Regions from separate parts of the Homo sapiens genome. Here regions 2 and 3 are each linked to region 1. Evidence: chromatin loops called from intact Hi-C (ENCODE). Cell type or tissue: A673. All regions are shown on one strand. Region 1 has its middle 120 kb from the start of PTPN11. Region 2 has its middle 18 kb from the start of MIR1302-1. Region 3 overlaps RPH3A (rabphilin 3A).

Evidence for each region. A loop is a pair of places that touch in the nucleus more often than their neighbours do. Peaks named below come from ENCODE experiments on the same cell type or tissue, not always from the same donor. Only the 100,000 strongest peaks of a DNase experiment are listed, where the experiment ranks them.
Region 2: it touches region 1 in a loop (8-fold over the local background); 1 of 110 quality-filtered maps calls a loop at or near these places.
Region 3: it touches region 1 in a loop (4-fold over the local background); 1 of 110 quality-filtered maps calls a loop at or near these places.

The regions. Positions count from the first base shown.
Region 1 is chr12:112,537,985-112,540,484 of GRCh38, reverse strand. No RefSeq gene overlaps it. Among named protein-coding and RNA genes, the nearest start is that of PTPN11, 120 kb to the right of the region's middle. In A673, CTCF peaks have their summits at 812 (motif pointing left) and 1,011 (motif pointing right); DNase peaks (open chromatin) are centred at 1,004 and 2,344; H3K27ac peaks cover 1,153 bases.
Region 2 is chr12:112,675,719-112,678,218 of GRCh38, reverse strand. It overlaps a transcript of RPH3A not described here. Among named protein-coding and RNA genes, the nearest start is that of MIR1302-1, 18 kb to the left of the region's middle. In A673, a CTCF peak has its summit at 1,066; DNase peaks (open chromatin) are centred at 648, 1,008 and 1,438; H3K27ac peaks cover 2,154 bases.
Region 3 is chr12:112,797,136-112,799,635 of GRCh38, reverse strand. The region is part of intron 2 of RPH3A (rabphilin 3A); the gene reads right to left. Among named protein-coding and RNA genes, the nearest start is that of RPH3A, 6.6 kb to the right of the region's middle. In A673, no CTCF peak of the experiment used is centred here; a DNase peak (open chromatin) is centred at 1,415; H3K4me3 peaks cover 854 bases; H3K27ac peaks cover 2,500 bases.

The sequences.
Region 1 (2,500 bases):
TTACAAGGATTCACTCATCAAATCCCCACAACAATTCTCAAAGTCGGGCTCTGTTTCATCCCATTTTACAGTTGTGGAACTTGGCGCTCAGAGAGAGTCCTGATGTGCCAGAGACCACACAGACAAGCAGTCCAGGGTTGGGACTGGTGCCAGCCAGGTAGGCTCCTCTGAAAAGCCCAGTCTCTTTAGGAGCTGATTGCCCCCAAGCTGAGATTCAGCTGGACCATGAATGAACCGTGTGACCTTTGGCAAGTCTTGGCTTCTCAACTGTGAACCGGAGCTGATAATGCCCACTTGTGTCTCATGTGCCCTGAACAATGCCTGGCACTTAGTGAATAAATATGCTAATAATTAATGACACTATCTGAACACTTACTATGTGCCAGCTACCACGACTGCCTCATTGATCCCCGAAACAAGGCAGTGGTGTAGGTGTGGTTACCACCCACTATCCCAAGTGACATTCCCCAGCAAGCTGTCTTTGAGATCAAGTTTAGCATCCAGTTGACATATTAAGGAGGTCCCTTGGAATCAATCCCTGGGGAAGATTGAGGAAGGAAGCAGGAATGGGCATAGGGGGAAGTTGAGCTGTGATGCAGGGCCGACCACATCCTAGCCTACCCTACCGAGAGTCCTGGAGCTAAATTGGTGATGTCTCCAGTTGGGTCCAGATGGACAAGCCTTTATGCCCCATCTTGATCTATCTTGGGCTGTGAACTGTCCCAGGAAGTGGAATAACCTTGAACGAGGTGGCTCTGCAGCTGAAGGGATTGCTAAAGGGGTTAACAGCTGAGAGCCATCTGCTGTCAGCACCCCCAGCAGTTGGGGCAGCAAGTGCTCCATTGAAAGGGGTCTTGGAACTGAGGTTTTGATGACATTACCAAACTTGCCCAGAGCTCATACACAAAAACTGGCAGAGTCAGGAGCAGAACCCAGGACTGTCTGATGCCCATGTCTCCCGACTCCCTTTTTTCTTTTTTTTTTTTTTTAACCACTAGATGGCAAAAATCAGTGCATTCACCAAAGGAGTTCATAACTACTTGGATAGCGGGAATAAAAAAGAAAAAATTCAAAAATGTGTCAATCCAAGGTTGGACAGCCTGGGAGCCTGGATATATGATGTCACCCCTGATAAATAGGAAGGCTGGGCTGTGGGGCCAGAGCAAGGAGAGATGGCTGGGTCAGGTCTGGCCAAGCTGCCTTTAGCAGAGGTTGCTAGAATGAAAATTTGTATTCGGGGAAAGATAAAGAAATCATCATTTTTAAAAACATCTCTCTGAGATGGCAAAATGCCAGGGAGATAACCCAGGTGTTTTTTTTTTTGTTTTTTTTTTTTCCATTAACACTTGGGAAAGATGAAATGCAGCCGGAGAGATTAAAGAATCCCACTGCACTTTCTTCCAGAGACTGTGAGGACTCAGGTGTGTCCCCAGAGAGAGGTGGCAATTGCAGACAGTTTCACAGATGATGACAAAGTAAAACAAGCACACGATGAGGAAGCAAGCAGTCTGAGCTCCAGCCCCAGCTCTGCATTGACAAAGATGCTGTGTGTCCTTGAGCAAGCCACTTGCCCTCTCTGAGCCTCAGTGAGAATGAGTTACAGTGAATAGAGTGAGTGAGGTCTGCTTTACAGAAGCCAGGTATAATAGGGAGTGAAATCAAAAAGGTTTGTCTCCAGTAATTTCTGAGATTGTATTTTTTTTTTTTGTCACAGACACACTTTGCACATTAAGCCTGTAAGAAGAGCATTATTTCTACAAAGAAAAATGCTCATGTCTTGTCCCAGCACTTTGGGAGGCCAAGGTGGGCGGATCACGAGGTCAGGAGTTCGAGACCAGCCTGGCCAACATGGTGAAACCCCGTCTCTACTAAAAAAAAATACAAAAATTAGCTGGGCCTGGTGACGGGTGCCTGTAATCCCAGCTACTCGGGAGGCTGAGGCAGGAGAATCACTTGAAACCAGAAGGCAGAGGTTGCAGTGAGCCGAGATTGTGCCACTGCACTTCAGCCTGGGCGACAGAGCAAGACTCCATCTCAAAAAAAAAAAAAAAAAGAAAAAAGAAAAATGCTCATTTCTCATCGACTTTGATCACACAGCCCTCTCAATCCACCTTTTGTTCTTCCCCTTTCAAAGTGGCACTGGTTAAAAGAAATACTTCACTTTTCTCCTAACTCTACTGTAACAACAGGAATGTGCTGATACATGACAACAAGTGGCACTCAACCACCATGTCACAGACACAGGAAGTGGTAAGGACTCTGGCGAAAGGAATGCTTGGGCCCCCTGGAAAGGGGGTGGCTGCCATTTGTTGCCAGGGAAGAATGCAGACCTGTTATTGCCAGGCAGTCCTGTTTTTCAAGAGAAAGCTGAAATCTGGGCTGGGTGTGGTGACATCTGCCTGCAGTCCCAGGTACTTGGGAGGCTGAGACAGGAGAATTGCTTGAGCCCTAGAGGTCGAGGCTGAAGTGAGCTATGATCATGCCATTGCACTTCAGCCTA
Region 2 (2,500 bases), 140 kb before region 1:
CTGTTGCCCAGGCTGCTTTCTTTCGACAGGGTCTTGCTCTGTTGCCCAGGCTGGAGTGCAGTGGTGCAATCTCAGCTCACTGCAACCTCCGCCTTCCAGGTTCAAGTGATTCTCCTGCCTCAGCCTCCTGAGTAGCTGGGACTACAGGCATGCACCACCATGCCTGGCTAATGTTTGTATTTTTACTAATAGTAGAGACAGGGTTTCACCATGTTGGCCAGGCTAGTCTCGAACTCCTGGCCTCAAGTGATCCACCCACCTTGGCCTCCCAAAGTGCTGGGATTACAGGCATGCACCACCACGCCTGGCCTGCCCTTGTATTTCTAATCTCTGGTTCTAGGTTCTGGATTAAGAAAAACTCAAGTACAGACTTTGTCACCTGGAGAGAAAAACTCATTCTAGAGTTTGCTGAATTAATCACAAGGATAATGGCTGCCGAGGCTAGCTGCTTTGCCGTGTGCCAAGCTCTGGGCTGTGTGCCTTGCAAGCATCATATACTTTTTAAGCCAGGATTCTGTGAGGTGGGGATTCATTTTGTTTCCATTTTACAGAAGAGGAAACTGAGGCTTAGGTTGTCAAACAACCTATTCGAGGTCATCCAGGTAGAACATTACAGGCTCGCAGGGTGGGGTGGCTCACAACTGTAATCCCAGCACTTTAGGAGGCTGAGGCGGGTGGATCATTTGATGCCAGGAGACAGAGCAAGACCCTAACTCTAAAAAAGAGAAAGAGGGAAGGAAGGAAGGAAGGAAGGAAGGAAGGAAGGAAGGAAGGAAGGAAGGAAGGAAGGAAGGAAGGAAGGAGGGAAGGAGGGAGGGAGGGAGGGAGGGAGGGAGGGAGGAAGGGAAGGAGGGAGGGAGGGAGGGAGGAAGGGAAGGAGGGAGGGAAAATGACAGGCTCCACACCTATGTGCTGCGAAAGCTCAAGCTCTTGACACTGGGTCCCATGGTACTTGTTTTATTTTTGTTTTCACCATTACCCTTGATGAGAGCTGGGTCCTGTTTGCCGCACTTGTAAGCAAGGCCTGTTCCACAAGAGGGCTTTGATGTGTCAGCCTCCAAAAACCATGGGGTTCCTTTGCTGGGTGTAATTTTTTTTCCAGTTGCTCAACTTCTTGGGCTCTTCACCAGAGAGGAACTATCTTTTTACAGATCCATAAAGAAGCTCTATCAAAAATCAACACAGAAAACATCACTCTGCAGCCAGCGGTAATTCCTGAACCGGAGAACCTCACACAGGAGAAATCCAAAAAATACAGGCTAGCCAGAGTGTGTTTATCGTTAGCAAGGCAGAAAAGCTACCTTGCCCCTCATTCTTCCTCAACCTTCCTCCCTAATATTGTCATTTAATCTCCAGCTGCTTCTCTTTCTGTCCAGCCCAGCCTCCAAGAAGAGCTCACAGGAATGCCAGGATGTCTCTCTGCATATGCACAGAGCAAGGCATTTTTCCAGCTGTCATTAGCACTGCCTACGGTGTGCTCTAAGAGGGAGACGGGCCTGGCATTCTCCAAGCCATTAGAGTACCTGAATAATTTACTACTCTCAGCAAAAGGGCCCTTTCCCTGCACAATTTCCTCCCACCTCTTCAGGTTTCCTCCAGAGAGCTCCTGGGAGCCGACAAAAGGGAATGAAGTGGCATTTTAAAGGAAGGCCTAGTCGCTCTCTTATTGGCATCTAAAGTTATTATCTGGGGCCAGAATCCAATTTTGAAATCAAGTAAAGTCACACCAAGATTGCAGTTTTCTTTGTGAGTTTAACCCTGCTGGGGAGAAAAGCAGAGAAGAGACTTGGTGAGAAAGCCCAAGGCAGCTTTGATGAGCAGATTCGGCCAAGAGCCCTTGCACCCAAGTGTTGGTGGCTGGTAGGGAACCTCAGAAATGAGCACACAGCCTGGGTGACATTGTAAGGCAAGACAGTGGGAAAGTAAATCTGATGCATGGTATGCATCCTGTTAACATCTGTCCCAGCCTGGGACCCCTGTCTACCCTCAGAGGACATCCTGCCTCCCTCCTCTCGGTGTTGCCTGGGCTCCTTTGCTAACTGGCTTCAGGTCCATTCTGCCAACGGGAGGCCCACGTAGAGATCAGAGGGCACAAGGAAGGGAGAAGCCAGGATATTTCTCCCCAGTCTGGGCCGCAGACAGATTTCCTCACAGGAGTTGCATCTCCTCTGTGGCTCCAGCTCCTGCCAGGCAGGACTGCCCAGGCTCCAGCTTCCACCAGGAGATCTCAGCTCCTGAACTCTACCTTCCTTTCTCTGTCCCACAAGCCTCAGGGAGTGACAGCTTTCTGCCATGGCTGGATCTCTGATTTCATCATCACCCCCTATTTAAACAGTTCCTGCATTTACATCTCTCTGTCTTAAAAACTCAGTGTCATTTCTATTTTCCTGATAGGACCCTCACTGATAGAACCACCAGAACTGGCTCATATGACCCTGAAAATATCCAATTTTTAAGAATGCAATTTTGCACAGACAGCAACATATACCTGCACCAAAAT
Region 3 (2,500 bases), 260 kb before region 1:
AAAGGCCTTTGTGTGTCTAGATAGTCCATGCCGGAGCCATGCAGAGAATGCCAAGCCTGGGAGGGCTTCAGAACCACTGTGTGCCACCAGAGCAGAAAGGCAGGCAACTCACCCAGAAAGCTGAATCTTTGGCTTTTTGAAAATTCTACAAAATTCCAAGCATTTGGCTTGGAGGTAAGATGACCAACTCATCACAGTTTGCCCAGTACTCTTTCCATTCTTTTTTGTTGTTGTTTTGTTTTGTTTTAGACACAGGGTCTCACCCTGTCACCGAGGCTGTAGTACAGTGGCACAACCACAGCTCACAGTAGCCTCAGCCTCCTGGGCTCAAGTGATCCTCCTGCCTCAGCCTCCCAAGTAGCTGGGACTACAGGTGTGTGCCACCATGCCCAGCTAATTGTTTAACTTTTTTATAGAGACAGGAGTCTCACATGTTGCCCAGGCTGGTCTCAAACTCCTGGCTCCAAGCGATCTTCCTGCCCTGGCTTCCCAAAGTGCAGGGATTTACAAGTGCGAGCCATCATCCCTGGTCTGCCTCTCAGTTTTAACACAAAGTCCTATATCCCAGGACCCCCTTCAGCTCCAAGCAAAGCTGAATGGTTGGTGACCCTACTTGGAGCCCTCATCACCTGGAGTCTCATGAATTCACAAATGCATTCCCTTTACAAGTAATTTCTGTGTGTCTTAAAGATGAGATGAGGAAGGCAGAGGAGTTAGGAGAGGAGGAAGACGGAGAGAGAGAGAGAAAAGGAAAGGAAGAGAGGCCAGGGGCAGAGGAGAGAGAAAGGGAGAGAGGGAAAGATGGGGAGAAAAGAGAGACTGCAAGGAGAAAGCAGGGAATTATTTAAGGGGTGGGAAAAGTAAGGAGACAGGGGCAGGGAAAAAGGAGAGAGAGGGGGAGAGATAAAGACAGAGACTTAGGGGCTTAGCACCACAGTGACAGAGGAAAAACACAGGAAGGCAGAGACGGAAAGGGGAAAGGGGGCAGGGAGGAAGATGTGCAATGGAGCGGACCACACAGATGCCATTTGGCAGCACCTTGCATGAAAAGCCTCCCAACGAACTTCGAGAAACCATCTCTCTTCTCTGCAGCCCCAGAATGCCGCCCCGCCATCAATGGCTGGCACCAAAACCTGCTTACATAATATGTTCTCTGCTGAAAGCTGCTTCCATTCACAAGTCACCACTCGTCATTGTGTAGGTGCATTAAAAAGGAAGAAAAGGAAAAGAAAGAGAGGAAAAAGAAAGAAAAATGCAGCTGAATGAACTCACTCAGATTATATTGAGAGATGAGAAGATATTTCCCCCCCTCGCTCTCTAAATAAATCCTTCATGAACCAAACATCATTATGATGCTGTCAGATGAGTTTCCTCTTGTTGATTAATTGCAGGGGGTGGTAAAAAACCCAGCTTCCTGAGGCATGTTATCTTGCTCACTGGATGGATTACTAAACCAGAGTCTGACAGAGCTCCATTACAAAGAGATTTAAGCGTGTGTTATATCATTAAAACCAATGACAGCAAGACAATTACTTCGAGGAAACCACAGTGACATTGCATACAGCAGCCTGGGCCCTCAGCACTGCTGCCTTCCCTCTTTTCCTGGCCCAAATGGGGAGCAGAGTTGGGCTAAGAAGAATCACTTTTGGCTGGGTGCAGTGGCTCACGGCTGGAATCCCAGCACTTCGGTAGGCCGAGGCAGGAGGATAGCTTGAGCCCAGGAGTTTGAGACCAGCCTGAGCAACATAGAGAGATCTCCATTTCACAAAAAATTAAACAATTAGCCCAGCATGGTCGTGTCTGTACTTCCAGCTACTTGGCAGGCTGAGACAAGAGGATCGCTTGAGCCCAGGAGTTCAAGGCTGCAGTGAGCTATGATCATCACGCCACTGCACTCCAGCCTGGGTGACAGAGCAAGATCCTATCAAAAAAAAAAAAATTTTTTTTTTCATTCACTCTCAAAGCCACCGCCTGCAAATCCCAAAGACCTAGCCTGGCTGGACAGCTGATTATTAAGGCCTTGCCACAAATCTACCTGAGAAACTGAGTCCTGGGGTCCTGCCTAGCAAAAAGTGACTCCTTGGAATTGTCTGAGGTTAGCAGGGAATGGGAGCGACATGCTAAATCCAGGTCACACTCCTGTGGGATTCAGTAGCAGAAAGGAAATCAGATGACTCCGGGCATCAAGAGCTTTTTACCCCCCAACAGAATGTAAATCCAGCAACATCCACCTTTCTCTGTTCTTTGCCCCTCTTTTGCCTACAAGCCTAGTAATGCAGCCCCCTCCCCCTGCTCCAAGAAACCAAGCCTGCTTCACTTTTAGGAAAGGCTCTTATAGCTTCTCATTAAAGTGTGAATGACTAATAAGGCTGGATGCATTAACTCGCTCCAAAGCATCTGCTCTTTAACCAAGAGCAGAGCCTTAAGAAAAAGAATGAAACTTGAATGATGGAAATTTCAGGTATCAGTGAACTGAATATCTTTGGGTGACTCGGGGAGC